2 separate regions of the Homo sapiens genome follow, and region 2 is linked to region 1. A link is an interaction called in ENCODE POLR2A ChIA-PET data of the cell type or tissue named here. Cell type or tissue: B cell. All regions are shown on one strand.

Region 1 (8,000 bases):
AGGTGTCACTGGATTAATGGGAAGCATGAAAATCAAGATACTAGTGGCTTTACATGGCAACTTGTATGTCAGGAAAGCATTTTAACATTTTCAAGGACAGAAGAGCTTTATTTACTTCTTCCCGCTAAAACAAGTCACAGTATATCTCTCAACCCTACCTAAGATTTTATCTGCAAAATAATCCCCTATATTAAAAACAAATGTGAAAAAATTAATGTTAGCAAATATATGATAACAGGAAAATTACCAATGAGAGCCTATCACTTATTACCAACATCACTACCCAGTGACTAACACTGTACTACAATACTATATCACAGTAAAAACAACCACAATTTTGCAAATAAGATGTTATAATTTGAGTACCACAGACATTACTCTTCATTAATAAAAAGGGGATGATTACAATTTAACTGTTACTTTTATTTGATTAGGATTGCTGAAAGTGTATAAAGAAGGAGCTTTATTTCTCCAAAGCAAATCAAAATGAGAGGGGAAAGAATCAATCTGTTTTCCTCCCCAAAGTCATAACAGTGCTTCATGGAGGTGGTCCAAAGGAAAAGGAGCTGAGAGCCTAGATGAGAACCAAGCACTGTCTGCAACATAAAAAGTGATAGGCCTCATGCATATAAACTATTTTTCAAATGTACATTTTTGTTATTAGAAAAAATTTAAATTAATTTACAATTATTAGATTTATATTTTTAAATATATCTTGTTGAGTATTAAAAACAAGTTGCAAAACAAAATGCATAATATGACTTTATTCCTGGTTGTAAGGAAATAAAAACAAAAGAAGATACATTCATTTGGAAATACACATAGGAAAAAGTCCACAGGAAAAGGTGAAGTGAAAACTTTTATTGTTTACTCTGCATACCTATGTTATTCAAATTTTAACAAGGAACATATTTTACTTTGTGAATAGTAATACTAATAATAAAGAAAATCATTCAAAAACTGCTTTTTAAAAAATGTTCTTAACTAATGTTCTGATTCTAAGACTTTACAAACCAGATTTTATCTTGTATTTGGAAATTACAATTTTTAATTCCCAACATACATTCATTCTTGCTTTTGTTCATTCAACGAAATATTTATCACTAATGTCCAGAATTGGTTCTGTGCTGAGTGCTAGATTCAGAAATCAATAACTTGGACAGAGTTCAAGCTCCTACTTAGAACCAGAATTAGACCACTAGCATCTACTTAATGGACAAAGTCACAAAATCACTGAATGGCTCAGATGGAAGGAAGTTGGAGATTGTAGTAGATTTTTAATATAACACCAATTCTTCCCCCCTCCCTATAGCTATACCCTATACCTATGCCCAGTAACTACAGCTTCTTCCTATGGGAAATGGGTTGAGCTGTCCTGCCTCTTGACTCTGAGCGCATCTATATCACTTGCTTTGGCCAATGGGATATTAGCACAATGACACAAGCAGAAGCTAGAAATGGGCTTATACATTAGGGATTGTTCTTGCTTCTGCCATTGCCATGAGAATATGCCCACACCAGCTTGCTGGAGGTTTAGTCAAGCCAAGTTACCCTGTTCTCATTCTAACCAAGGCTACCCAGGTTAGCTGACAGCCCACTGACCCCCAGCATGCGTGCAAGCCCAGCCAAGATCAGCAGAACCTCCTACCCAACCTGTAGCTGACTGCAGATGCATGAGCAAACCTAACCAAGCCCAGCCCAGATCAGCTGAACCCTAGAAACTTGTCACTAAATGAATGCTTACTGTATGTGCCACTAAGGTTTGTGGTCTTTGTTACCTCACCTTATTATGGCAATAGAAAACTGAATATAGACATTATCTGGCTCCACACCATCACATTATTAAGGTTGAAACTAAGGAAACTGTAGTGGACACTGTGGTGTGCTGTCCAGTTGCTACCTTCACAACTAAGGTTGCTGTCAATATAAGCAGCTAGATCTCTGACAATTGATCTACTTAGAAGGGAGCCACCTTTCCCCAAGTCACACCCCTACCATAGGACAGCTCACATTCAATGGTTGATGTAGTAAAAGAGGGGATAGATATAAAAGCTATCCCCTTTGTCTCAAAGTGGACAGTTTGGAAGGTCCAACTCTATTGCAGCTCAAATTTTCCCTGTCCAGTCTTGTATCTCTCACCCCTCATAAGTATTGTTTCTGTGTTAACTGCCTGCAGGCAAAACTCAGAGTCTCAGACTCTGTCTCTCAGAAAACCCAATCTGTCACAGACCCTGAGAGGAGGAGTGACTTGCTCAAGTTCACATTGCAGGTTAATGATAGAGTGAGGTTAGGACTCAGGTGACATTACCTCACTCCCACCCAGTGTTCTCTCTGCTATGCCAAAATGCCTCACACTCAAGGGTAGAAAGGACCCAGGACCAAGATTAAAGGCAAACTTTGCTTTACTAGTATATGGCAAGAAACCAATTTCAAAGCCGGTTTTCTTTCAACCAAAATATTTTCTGAAATATTTCAACCAAACATTAGAAATAAAACATTTTGCACTCCCAGATTATAGGAATATCTACATGTTTGTGCTGAGTAGGAGAATCTGCCAAAGCAAAACAATGAAAGTCCTAATCAACACTGCATCAGACTAGGGTGGTGGCAACTCTACAGAAGGACAGAGTCCACTCTAGGCCAGTATGTGTGAAGCTACATCCTGTCTCAGCTCCTGCTCCTGCCACCGGTCTTTCTTGAGCTCTGCATTCTATCTAAATCAGGGCTCAGTGTTGAGGTTCTCTTTAGTCTGGAAAAGCAACATAGACTTGGCAGGTTCTTGTTAAATTTATCCAAACTCTGTTTAAGCTCACTAATGATTGTAAGGATTACAGGGCTTAGAAAGAAAAATTCTTTTTTTAAAAAAAATTATTATTATTATTTTTGAGATGGAGTCTTGCTCTGTCACCCAGGCAGGAGTGCAGTGGTGCAATCTTGGCTCATTGCAACCTCTGCCTCTGCGGTTCAAGTGATCCTTCCACCTCAGCCTCCTGAGTAGCTGGGATTACAGGCATGCACCACCATGCCCAGCTAATTTTTTTTTTTTTTTTTTTTTTTTTGTATTTTTAGTAGAGACGGGGTTTCACCATGTTGGCCAGGCTGGTCTCACACTCTTGACCTCAAGTGATTCACCCACCTTAGCCTTCCAAAGTGCTGGGATTATAGGCATGAGCTACCACGCCCAGCCAGAAGAAAAAAATCTTTAGGAAACATTCTCTAAACTGTCTACATACTCCTGATCCAGCTGAAATGCTTCATAGATTCAAGCCCATTTGCTGGGATTTGGACCTAAGATTATTGAGGTGAGGGATTCCCAGGGAAGGTGAACTCTGTTATGTGCTGATAAGGTCTGGCCCTAGTAGTAAGACATTTGCCTAGAGTGCTATTCTTTAAAAATTCCAACCCCAAACATCAGCAGTCAAATTCAGGTGGTACTAAATTTTTTCATGTATTTGTCCTTTCGTGACTCACTATAGACAGCAATGACACTGCAGAAAATTCAGCTTCAGTTATAACATATTAAACACCAAATGTGTGCTAGGCATTACGCTTAAAGCTTCCATCTGTAACTGCTTTCCTTGTGACATCCGTGGATTCTCCTCCTCCAACCCTCTCTTGCCTAAGTTCAGGCAATTCCACTAATGCCTGGACTACTTTAGCCTCTCGCATTCCTTTGAAAGTTCCCAATCTCTTCTAGCAGTTTGTAAAAGTACGATCCACTATCCACCTTCATCACAGTCACCAGGAGTGCTTGTTAAAATTACAATTCTTGGATCCAGATCAATTGACTCAGAATTACTGGTGGTGAAGCCCAGGAATCTGCATTTAAAAAATTTCCTGGGTAGTTGTTATACACTCTAAAAACAAAGAGCTACTGTCCCAGAGGAGAAAATCTAAATCCTTGTCATAGCATACAAGATCATTTATGGCAGTATAAACTTATCTATTAACTCTTCCTCCACATGTTATGCTCCAGCCCCCTATTTTCGGTCTCTAGAAATGTGCCCTCTCTTCCTGGAATGCTGTCCACATGAGTACTTCTTATTGTCTCTGAAACCTGTCTTCACCTCACTTGTGCACTCAACATTTTGGCATTCTTCTGTAATAATGCTAATCACCTTGCATTGCAACCAGTTGTTTACATATCTGTCTTCCCCCTAGATATGAGTAATTCAACAATAGAGACTGAGTTTTGGTCACCTTTTACATCCTTTCAGGCTGGCACAGTTCCTAGCATACAACCCCAGCATTCAGTAAAGATTTGGTAATCACTAGAACTCTCCCATAAGAAAGATATATGAAAAAGACAGTAATAAGGTATAGATAAGGTGAGTGATTCTGGGACTGTGTAGAAAACCCACCATAAAACCTTCACACTTTCCTTTGATCTTGTGAACCCGCAACACAGTCTAATGTAATTTGAGAAAACACATTCATATATATTTTTTTCTAAAATTGGTTTTGCATGCATTAGGTCTTTTAAATAAAACATATTTGTAAGGCATTTAAAATATAACGATTCTTTTCAAGAAGTCAGTAGGGGCCAAAACTCTCTTGGTTGTGCTTTGCATAAGCCAGGAGGTAGATGCCAGCAGAAGCTAAATTGCTTTTATTCTCAAGAACATTGCCAGGAGTGCTGAGCAGTCCATGGCAGGTTATTTCAGTTAGGATAACCTTGGCCTCCAGCTTGGAACTTATTTCCTTTTGATTGGAAATGGATAAGTTTAAATTACTTTGCAATTGATCTGCTTACTCCCCTTTTACTCTATGAGTGGGTCATTTTCCTATCTACTACCCCACTGTGAGATGAGTGACCTGATTAAATTGATAGGTGGGACTACCCTGGCCATTCCTGATCACTTTTTCTCTAGAAAGAGCAACTTGTCTTATTAATAAAGAGTGTGTCCTGTCCAAGTGAATTGCTGTCCTACAGATTGACTCCATCAAATCTTAAAGTTATAAATATATTTGAAAAATATATTCAGAAATATTTAGTGACTTCACATGGTTTACATATAAAGTTTGAATACTTTATCTTGGTATTAGAAATCTAATTTCAGGTGCCAAACTACATTTCTAGCCCTCTCTTCACCTCTTATCCTCTACCTAGCCTTCTGCTCTAGATCAAACCTAATAGCAAATCAGAATCACCTGAGCAACATTTTAAAATATAGATTCCTGGACCTCATTCCTAAACAAATGAGTCATTATCTTGGAGTAGAAAGGGGAGGTGGGAGTCTGAATTTTTTTCCAATTTATATAGAGTACCTATGCATTGGGATGAAAAAGATGACAACGCAATAGAAAAATGGGCAAAGAACACTAAAAAGGAAATATAAATGCTCCCTAAGCATGAAAATGTGTTCAATCATACTCACAACATGAGAAATGCAAATCAATACTACCCTATACTGATACCATTTTTCACATATTACACTGGTCAAAAGCATCCAAAAGTTTGATTACACACATTAATTGGAGAGGTCTGGGGAAATAGACATATTTAAACATTGTTGTTGGAACTGCAACATGATTCAACTTGTGTGGAGAGAAATCAGGAAGTATCCACTCAGACTACATTTTCTATTTAGTCTAACAATCCTGTTTCTTAGACTGTATTGGAAAGATGCACACACAATTTCACAATTTAATCGTAACCTTGTTCATATATAGCTCTATGTATGTGTGATATATGTGTAAGAACAAAATATTGAAAATAGTCCAAGTGTCCATGGACAAAATGTTTAAACTATGAGAGAATCTCACAATTTTTTGATAAGAAATGGGGAAGATTGCTATATACTCATAAAGAAAGATCTCCTAGAAATATTTTAAGTGAAAAAAGCAAGGTGTGGAACAATATATATAATATGCTATATTTTGTATAAAAAGAAAAATATATAGGTATTTATTTGTATTTGTCTAAAAAAGTACTAAATGAATAAATAAGGAATTAACAAAAATGATTACCTGTGGGTGCAGGGAGTAGCAGGGTAAAGGGGTCAGGAAGGATACAAGACTTGTCTGTGTACACCTTTTTATATAGCTTTGACTTTGAAAATTTAAAAAAAGTATTTCTTTGAAAAATTAAACAAAAACAAAAATACCTTGATCTAGTCATTATTCTATCAAAAGAAAAAAAACCTACTCATTTTTCAAGGTCCCTCCATTAAATCAACCTACTTTTCAAAATTCTCTGATATTTTCAATACCTTATCTGATGACTACAATTGGAAGAGCCAATCCCTCCACTACATTCTTCAAACACTTGTTTTGTACATTTGACATATCAGGCACTTTTCCCCCTTGGAATGTCAGGGATTGGTCTTGACACTGATATGCTTGATGTTGGAGGCAGCAAGGGCAGTGGACTAAGAAGACTGAGTAGGTTAGGAGACAGGCTCTCTAGTCTCTAGGGCACAGAATGATTGATAAGTAAAGACTTATCAAAGCAGAGGGGGACACACAGCCACTGTGTGGAAGTCTGAGCACTCATCCTGCCTCTCCTCCCAGCTCAGTGTTGCAGGGTCTAGAGAAGGCAGCTGCCAGGCACTGTCACCACTGATGAAAGGAGAAGTTGGGGGAAAAGGGTCTATTTTTCAGGACTGCCCCAGAGGCAAAGCAGCATTTTTGAATTGTTGTGGATCCTGATGACTGAGGTTTCTCTAGAAAGAACAATTCTCTTCAACAGGATCAGACAGAAAGGGTATTTTAGACTGATTTGTATACTATCATTCTCATTTTGTTTATTTATTGATTTATTTATCTATTTATTTTGAGACAGAGTGTCACTTTGTCACCCAGGTTAGAGTGTACTGGCATAATCTTGGCTCACTGCAACCTCTGCCTCCCAGGTTCAAGAAATTCTCCTGCCTCAACCCCCCAAATAGCTGGAATTACAGGCATCTGCCACCATGCCCAGCTAATTTTTGTATTTTTAGTAGAGATGGGATTTCACCATATTGGCCAGGCTGTTCCCAAACTCCTGGCCTCAAGTGATCAGCCTACGTCGGCCTCCCAAAGTATTGGGATTACAAGCATGAGCCACTGCACCTGGCGTACCATTCTCATTTTAAAAATTGACTTATGAAGTCATTAGATAGTAAGAAATCAACATTTTCTCTCTCCTTGTTGCCATATTCCACCTCCATGAACTTTGCTACCTCTCTTGATTACCCTCAAACTCTCCTTTCTTTGAAAGAAGTTATCAAAAAACTTCCCTTGCCCTATTAAATGTCCTGTGTATTCTAGCTCTTAAAATTTGGTGATAAAATGCCAATGTTAAAATATTTTTCATCTCTAAATATTGCTAAGAAAGAAACATGCTTGCTGTGCATTTCCCCCCACTTCTTTTTTCATTCTGCAATGAAGTGCCTTTAGCCAGCAACTTTTTCCTATCTGACAAAATTTGTCTGTAATCCATTCACTAAACATACACACCCAACATTCCTATCCTAGACTGACATTTTAGATATCACTAACAAGAAAGAATGCCTTTATGTGTTAGGCCATTTTAAACCCCACATGCAATATACTCTGTGCTGACAAAACCAGATAGGCATTGGAATTTGCTCAAGCATAAATAACTTTATTTACATGAAAGCCTAAAATCTTAAGGTAAGTTTCTTGGCGTTTGTAGGTTCATCAGTGATGTCCAAATACTTTTAGCAAGATGGACCAGCTGGTGAGTACGGCCCACACTGTAGTTGGATGTGTGCCCCTGCTTTCAAGGCCCAGTAAAAGTCTGGAATAGTAGGCAGAGCTTGATTTATTTTTAAGGAAAAGTAAGGCCATCTGATAGATTTCCAGCTGAAAGTCAGTCAAGGCTGGAGTTTTTTGGTTCACTGAGCCCATGGCTCATGCCAATTCTTTTTATCCCATGGCCGACTCCCAGTCTTGGCTCACAGTGCTACAGCCTTTCCCATAAGGGTAAACTGGGACATGACACAAGGAAAGAGAGGCCTTCCAGGAATTAGATGAGAAACAAAATAAAAGATCTC
Region 2 (8,000 bases), 71 kb before region 1:
GGTGATTAAGAGTTACATTCAGCTCATAGACACATAATTATTTGGCTACATTTACCTTTTCCTAAATTGCTTTGTCAGAAGACAAGTAGAAAAGCTCTATTGGGAATGTTCTATGCATTCCTTTACCATGATGGTCTGTGAAGAACAGCAGGCTGATGTCAGAGATACATATCATAGTTCAATTTCAGTCTAATGAATAATAATACCTTATTTTAATGGCTTTACTTTCAGAACATGGAGCTACCAGCTATCATAGTCAGTGGTGGTAAAGGTGAACTCTTGTTTTCAAGGCTAAAGTAACTTTCAATATAAATTTTATAATTCATATTTAAGTTCCAGTTATTCACAATGGATAAAACAGTTTAAAATTCACCAACCTTCTGATTTTTACTTCTTTATACCACACTAGTAAGTTGTTCATACAGCAAATGTGTCAATTAACAGGTATTATTATTCATAAGCCTAAGATTGGGTAATTATATGGTAAAAGCATTATGGTATAAGGTCAACAAATTGCTTTTTAATCTCCTGATTTTTTTAAAACAATCAGGATATAAATTATCAGCCTTTGTAAAAAGAAATATGCTGTAGAAAAGAAAAAACTGCTGTTCTGTTCACTTTATTTTCCCTTTCCTATAATGAGTAAATTGGAACAGAAATCAATGTATTGTTTTGTGATTAGTTAGGAACTATAACAACCTTTTGATGTTGTTTTTAAATTTAACTTCATAAATAAAACACTACCTGTTTCAGCCAGGCGCGGTGGCTCACACCTGTAATCCCAGCACTTTGGGAGGCCAAGGTGGGCAGGTCACCTGAGGTCAGGAGGTCGAGACCAGCCTGACCAACATGGCAAAACCCTGTCTCTACTAAAAATACAAAAATTAGCCGGGCGTGGTGGCAGGCCTGTAATCCCAACTACTTGGGAGGCTGAGGCAGGAGAATCGCTTGAACCTGTGAGCCAAAATCAGGCCACTGCACTCTAGCCTGGGCAACAAAGTGAGACTCTGTCTCAAAACAACCAAAAAAAAAAAAAAAAAAACCACTACCTGTTTCAAAATATTTTTGTGTCCTTCAATGACACAACGGATAATAACATCGTCAGCTCTGAGCTTTTAGATGTCATAGGTAGTATGAATTTCATTTGCCATGCAAAATTTCAGTCTAAAGAAGATTAAAATCAAATACCTAGAAAGATTATTATGAAGCCAACTTCAAAAAAATCCACTTAGAAGTCTAACTTTCCTTAGGGCCCTCTTCCTTCGTATCTTGACAACTATATGTTTTTGGCAAAAAGAAATAACAGAAAGAGGTGATAAAACTAAGGAAAAAATTTTCAAGCAATAGAAAAACCGAGAGCTTCATTTTAATATACCTCTACGCAAAATTTATTCATATATGCAACATAATTCTTACCATTTTTGGTTACCAAAAATTGTTTGCCTGTTGGTAGGTATGCCTTCACTTTCAATTCTTCCCCTGTAGCCCTTTAAAAACAGTGAAAAGCACCAAAATACAAAACATATTTTAATAGGCAAATATACAGCAGAAAGTATTGCATATAAATCTCAAAATGATATAATCCATAATTCTCAGAAAATTGGTTTAAAATTGATTTGGGAAGGACTCCATTAAGTAATACATGTCAGGGCATGGAGAAAAGCACAACAATAATCTAAGTGAAACATACTAAGAGATGCAGATAGACCCAAGAGAATTTGGATTAAATATTAGACAAAAAAGGTAGAATAATATAGAACTATTAAGCAACTATTATGTTTGCCTCTAAACAACAATAAAATATGCTGCTCCTCAGTGAGTTGTAGCCCACTGTATAATCTCTCACATTTTTAATCCTAAAGTACTGCTGCTCATCTTGAGAACAAGAAAAGGCAGAAAAAAAAGCTGCATGACATTATGTAACACTGTAGGTGGCTGGCAAAATCCCTGTTCCTATCACTGGATTAAAATCAGAATTAAGAGATAAAAGATGCTCTGAATCATAAAATGACAATATTAATAATTCTTGAAAACAAAAAACCTTTTATTGAGTGCTTATTGAGTATAGAATTTAAGTCTCCAACATGTTATTTTCAATTAGTCTTCATAACTCTAAACAGTAGAACATATAAATATCCCATTTTATAGTTAAGTAAACTAAAGATTAAACAGATCAAGTTGCTTATGATCACAAAACTTGGTGGGAGAGCAAGGGTCAAAGCCAAGTGACTTCAGGGCTCCTACTCTTAAACACTGCTCCCTCTGTGGGTCAGAGCCAACTATCTACAACATTTCTGAGCTGCTCTGGCACCTCTTCTTAAGAATTTGTGGGTCATCTGAAAACGGTGAGAGGTGGAGTGGTATGTGGTGCCTTTCACAAACATATGGCCATAAATTTGGAGTTCAGCTGTCTTTTCAAGCTTCAGTCTAAAGTTCAAACCATAGATCTGGGCACAAGGTAAAGTCAGGAAATGCCCTAATATTATTTGACGGCCTTCTAGACTTCTTTTGACTAGTCCCAAGTGTCAAATTCAACAATGTCATGGCAACACCCGAAGTTCTGAGGAAAGAGTTAAAATAAGGTCATGATAGCACTTGTGCACGTGAAGGCATAAGCATGGAAATAACCTGGCTCTAGTGCTGATTTAAAATGAATTTTTCCTTTGGCCCAGGAATTTAGCCAAAAGTGTGGACACTGAAGTGGGGTATAATTCAGTTCTAAGTTACAATAAAAGTATTTAAATCACTCTAATTCATAAAATGGAATAAAACTACTAGTACCTGCTAAAAAAAGATCCCGTCCATATATACAAGCCCCTACAACAATGCTATAAATCAAATACCTAAACTACTTAATTAAGCTGGTAGAACAAAGAAATCTCAATGAAGAAAATGCTTATCATATAGAAAAAAACCTGAATCAGTTATTTTCACAAAATGAATACTACTGTAAACCTCATTTCCCTATTTGACTTGAAATACATATAAATTATAGACCAGAACCTAGCTAAATATAGTTTTAACAGAAAATCTGGAATACAGAAAGAAAAAAAAACCACCTTTATTAAATCAGAGATCTTCTATGACATGAATTTAATTTTAAATATGGAACAAAAAACACATGTAGGAGAGAAAAATACATAAAAACAAACTTGAAACTTTAGTCTTTTGGTACATAAATAATGCCCTACAAAATAAAGAGTAATTGAAAAAAGCAGTGACAACTGTTTCAGCGACACGGTAAGTATTAAAATGCAGGAGAATACCAGGCCACAGATGAAAGAGTTTGAAGCTAGAAAAACATTATCAATTGGAAACTTATTAATTATAGAATTCCTATCCCCAGTCAAAACTGTACCTTTCAACTACAATTGAAAAACAATTTTTAAGAAAAAAGATATATTAAGTTGAAGCACCTATATACAAACAAGGTGATAATTCCAAACAATCCTAGTTTAAATAAAAGTTCTGCCAATATTGGGATCATTTTTTCAGCTACCAACAGGGAGTCTTTATCGTGAGTACTTGGAAGTAATAAAACACTGTTATTATTCAGAATATTTTAAAATATAGATTGTGAAAACTGCTAAATTGCTTAAGGTACCTTAGTAATTAAAATAAAAGGTATTGAAAAAAAATAAAAACTTAAAGCCTCTTAAAAGCAGATTTATAATGAAGGCCTTAATTGGTATCATAAACCTTTCTTTTAGCTTTAGCCAGTTTCCTAAAGATGGAGCATACTTTTGAACCTAACAGAAAACGTTTATGTTTTATATTTTAAAGAACATAAAACTGCAAAATCTCTGCATTTATTAATGCCACAAACATGTTCAGTAAATTTTGTTAATTTAAAAAAAAAAAACCTGTTCAAAAATTTTTTTTTTTTTTTGAGACGGGAGCCTCTCACTCTGTTGCCCAGGCTGGAGTGCAGTGGCATCATCTCCGGCTCACTGCAAGCTCCACCTCCCAGGTTCACACCATTCTCCTGCCTCAGCCTCCCAAGTAGCTGGGACCACAGACGCCTGCCACCATGCCCAGCTAATATTTTGCATTTTTAGAGATGGGTTTCACCATGTTAGCCAGGATGGTCTCCATCTCCTGACCTCGTGATCTGCCCGCCTCAGCCTCCCAAAGTGCTGGGATTACAGGTGTGAGCCACCGCGCCCTGCCAAAAACCTGATCAAATTTTATTAAACTATTTATTATTCAAAGAACCAGAAGGTCAGACTTAGACACTATAAAGAAAAGAAGTAATAGTAAAGGAAGTAAATGCATTTTTCTCAAATTAGTCCATCATATTGTGCTAACATAGCCAAATAACATAGGTATAACACCCACTTGTTCTTCCTTTATTTTGAAGGGGCATTGTTTAACAGAAGAATCTGCTGGGGGGAAAGTTAAACTGGTCATTCTAATTTTCATCCATTAACCTATTTTGCAAATTGCTATAATTCTGAAGCCATGCATTTTACTAATTTTCTATTCTTTACTCAATATTACTTACCATTGCCATGTTGGACAGTGGTGGACTAGGTGATCTCCAGCTGCCACAAACTATTCAGGATTTAAAAGTAATATGAAAAAAAGGAAAAAGAAAAATCAAACATCACTGAATGTGCAAGGTGGCAAAATACCAAACTGATGGCACTAGGTAACACTGAAATCCAGTAAGCAATAAAAATATAAACAGCAACAAAGCTGCTCTACCAGCCTCAAGATTTATTTTTGATTATGACTAAACTGCAATGTTTTCTAATGTCCATAAAAAAATTCAAATTAATCTTGGAAGAAAAAACAAGTGCTGTTTTTTAAAAATTCAGTTTTTATAATTGGATTAAGTAATGCCAAAAGCAGTATAATGAAATTGATAAATGTAAGGCTATCAGATTTAAATTGTCAAAATCCATTTTAAGGATACAAAAATGTAGACACATTCTTGCCAATGACTGAAAATACAATAAAAATCTGAAAAAAATTACTAAATAGATACAAGTCTATAATGTAAGTCTACTTTATTATATCACTGGGCACACTTCTTCCTCTTCCTCTTTTATTATTTTTAAAAATTTAAGTGATTTTGAAAGCTTTTTTGCACTTCTAAAAGAGAAATGCAGTGCCAAAACAATGGGAAAAAGTTAGAAGCTTTTTGGTCTCACTCTGAAAACACCTACAAAATTAACAAATTGAATTCTCTCTAAAAAACCTTAGACTTCCTAAGCGGGCTGAATATTGTACAAGTTTTTGTTTTTCTTCAGAAATAAAAACCAGATTCAGGGAGATAAACTTTAACCATTTGAGAATTATCAGTTTACACGAACATGAGCTGATCTTACTGGCGAACAGAAATCCTGCTTATTTCTGAGGGCAGAAAATTTAAGTCTGTTAAGCATAACTGCAGTGTCCCAACTCAAGCAGGATGTGCATTGTCAGGCCTCTGAGCCCAAGCTAAGCCATCATATACCCTGTGACCTGCACGTATACATCTAGATGTGCTGAAGCAACTGAAGATCCACAAAAGAAGTGAAAATAGCCTTAATTGATGACACTCCACCATTGTGATTTGTTTCTGCCCCACCCTAACTGATCAAGGTACTTTGTAATCTCCCCCATCCTTAAGAAGGTTCTTTGTAATTCTCCCCATCCTTGAGAATGTATTTTGTGCCATCCACCCCCTGCCCACAAAACATTGCTCCTAACTCCACTGCCTATCCCAAAATCTATAAGAACTAATGATAATCTCACCATCCTTTGCTCTTTTCGGACTCAGCCCGCCTGCACCCAGGTGAAATAAACAGCCTTGTTGCTCACACAAAGCCTGTTTGGTGGTCTCTACACATGGACGCATGTGACACCCACATACTTGCCAAATTACTTCTATTTTGCAACAGCTCTAGCTTAAAATCTTGTATTGTTCATGGGTTTACTACACAGCAAAAAATTACAAAATATTTAATCTCTAATACCTTTGAGAAAGTATGCCTATATAAAATACTCTAGTTTAATTTGAGCATATAATTCTATCAAATAAGAATTCTAAGAATAACCTCTTTTAAGATGAAACATTAACAAGATATAGCAACTGGATTCCTGATAGAAACTTTATGTTTCTGTTCTTTTACTTCGAATAACCTTATTATTTAAACAGCCTAAGTAAAGACAAAAACCAAAATAAAAACAATAGTCTCTTCCCCAAATTTTGAGCACTTCGAGCTCATTGCAACCAGATGCTACATTTAGCTCTGTGGTTATCAGGAACTAATTTATTACCATTAAAAGTAATAATTTAACTAAATGAAAGCAAAATAATTAAAAATAAAAAATTCTTTCATTGTATTGCCTTGAGGTAACAAGACTAACATTTTATCTCATAGTCCCTATAGTATCTTCTATTTAAAAACAAGAACACTAGGAGGCAAGAAAAACGAAAAACAAAAAACAAAACAAAAAAAACACAGACTCACACTGATAATACATGTGTACATCTGCCCTCATTAGCAATGGCCATCATAACTTGCTTCACGTGTTCAAATGATGCAAGATTCAAATTTCTAAATGATCAATATTGCTTGCAATAGCTTTCTCTTAGAGACTAAAAATGTTCTCTTATTATCTTTATTATCAGTATATAATACTGACCAACTCCAACAAGAATCAATATTTACACCTTGGTGAGCAATTCCATTCCTCAAGCTAACCTCAATTAATAGTATTCTACTTAAACAAGTCATACATACATCCAACATTAGTTTTTTCTTTGTTTTTTGACAATACAGTATCAGATACTAGCTGCCCCTCTTTTTAAGCACAATACTGCCACACCTCTGAATGAAAACAAAAAGATAGCTGATGTCTGGCAGAAACTCAGAAACAGCAAGATGAAACAAATGAACAAATCAACTCAGTATATAATATTTACACAAAGCAAATGATGCCTTCCCATTTCCTCCTCCAGGCTCATTCTACTCTAACTCAATCCTGTAATTGTGCTCTATCCCAACCCTGCATTATGTAATAGACAGCCAGCTGGGCTAATTTGGCCTTGGATTTTTTTAGAGAGGAAAATTCATAAATTGATTGATGTTGTAATTAAGTGTAACAGTTATTTATTCTAGGATGAATTCCTGTTTTGAAACTGCTTAATTCTATCCAATGACCACAGACTTTGCATCTCTAACTGCAACTATATATTCAACAATTAGTCATCTTCACAGAGGAAATAAAACCAAAGAGTGCAATAAGAACAGCATACTTTCATCTCCGCTCTTGATTTCAGATAAAGAGCCATGTTCAAATTACACCTCTGTTTGGCAAGAATGTTAATGATATCCTTAAAATCAAAACTTAGTTTTATTTGGCATTTGAGGTAATAAAACCTAAGGCAGAATAGGATCTTTACAGAATGTCTAGCCCACAACCGTTATTTTATAGATGAGGAAACATGAAGCCTCGGCAGGGATAGTTTAACTGATTTCCTCATTAGGAGAAATTACCGTCCCGTCCGGGAGGTGAGGGGCGCCTCTGCCTGGCCGCCCCTACTGGGAAGTGAGGAGCCCCTCTGCCCGGCCGCCCCTACTGGGAAGAGAGGAGCCCCTCTGCCCGGCCAGCCGCCCCATCCGGGAGGGAGGTGGGGGGGTCAGCCCCCCGCCCGGCCAGCCGCCCCGTCCGGGAGGTGAGGGGCACCTCTGCCCGGCCGCCCCTACTGGGAAGTGAGGAGCCCCTCTGCCCGGCCACCACCCCGTCTGGGAGGTGTACTCAACAGCTCATTGAGAACGGGCCATGATGACAATGGCGGTTTTGTGGAATAGAAAGGGGGGAAAGGTGGGGAAAAGATTGAGAAATCGGATGGTTGCCATGTCTGTGTAGAAAGAGGTAGACATTGTAGACTTTTCATTTTGTTCTGTACTAAGAAAAATTCTTCTGCCTTGGGATCCTGTTGATCTGTGACCTTACCCCCAACCCTGTGCTCTCTGAAACATGTGCTGTGTCCACTCAGGGTTGAA

Evidence for each region. Peaks named below come from ENCODE experiments on the same cell type or tissue, not always from the same donor. Only the 100,000 strongest peaks of a DNase experiment are listed, where the experiment ranks them.
Region 2: POLR2A ChIA-PET joins it to region 1 with 5 read pairs; 11 of 35 experiments call an interaction of 5 or more read pairs at or near these places.

The regions. Positions count from the first base shown.
Region 1 is chr3:112,619,789-112,627,788 of GRCh38, forward strand. The region is part of intron 3 of CCDC80 (coiled-coil domain containing 80); the gene reads right to left. Among named protein-coding and RNA genes, the nearest start is that of CCDC80, 17 kb to the right of the region's middle. In B cell, no CTCF peak of the experiment used is centred here; no DNase peak of the experiment used is centred here.
Region 2 is chr3:112,548,776-112,556,775 of GRCh38, forward strand. ATG3 (autophagy related 3) reads right to left here. Exons shown (of 12, transcript NM_022488.5): 3 at 4,505-4,554; 4 at 1,417-1,487. Among named protein-coding and RNA genes, the nearest start is that of ATG3, 9.2 kb to the right of the region's middle. In B cell, no CTCF peak of the experiment used is centred here; no DNase peak of the experiment used is centred here; H3K27ac peaks cover 840 bases.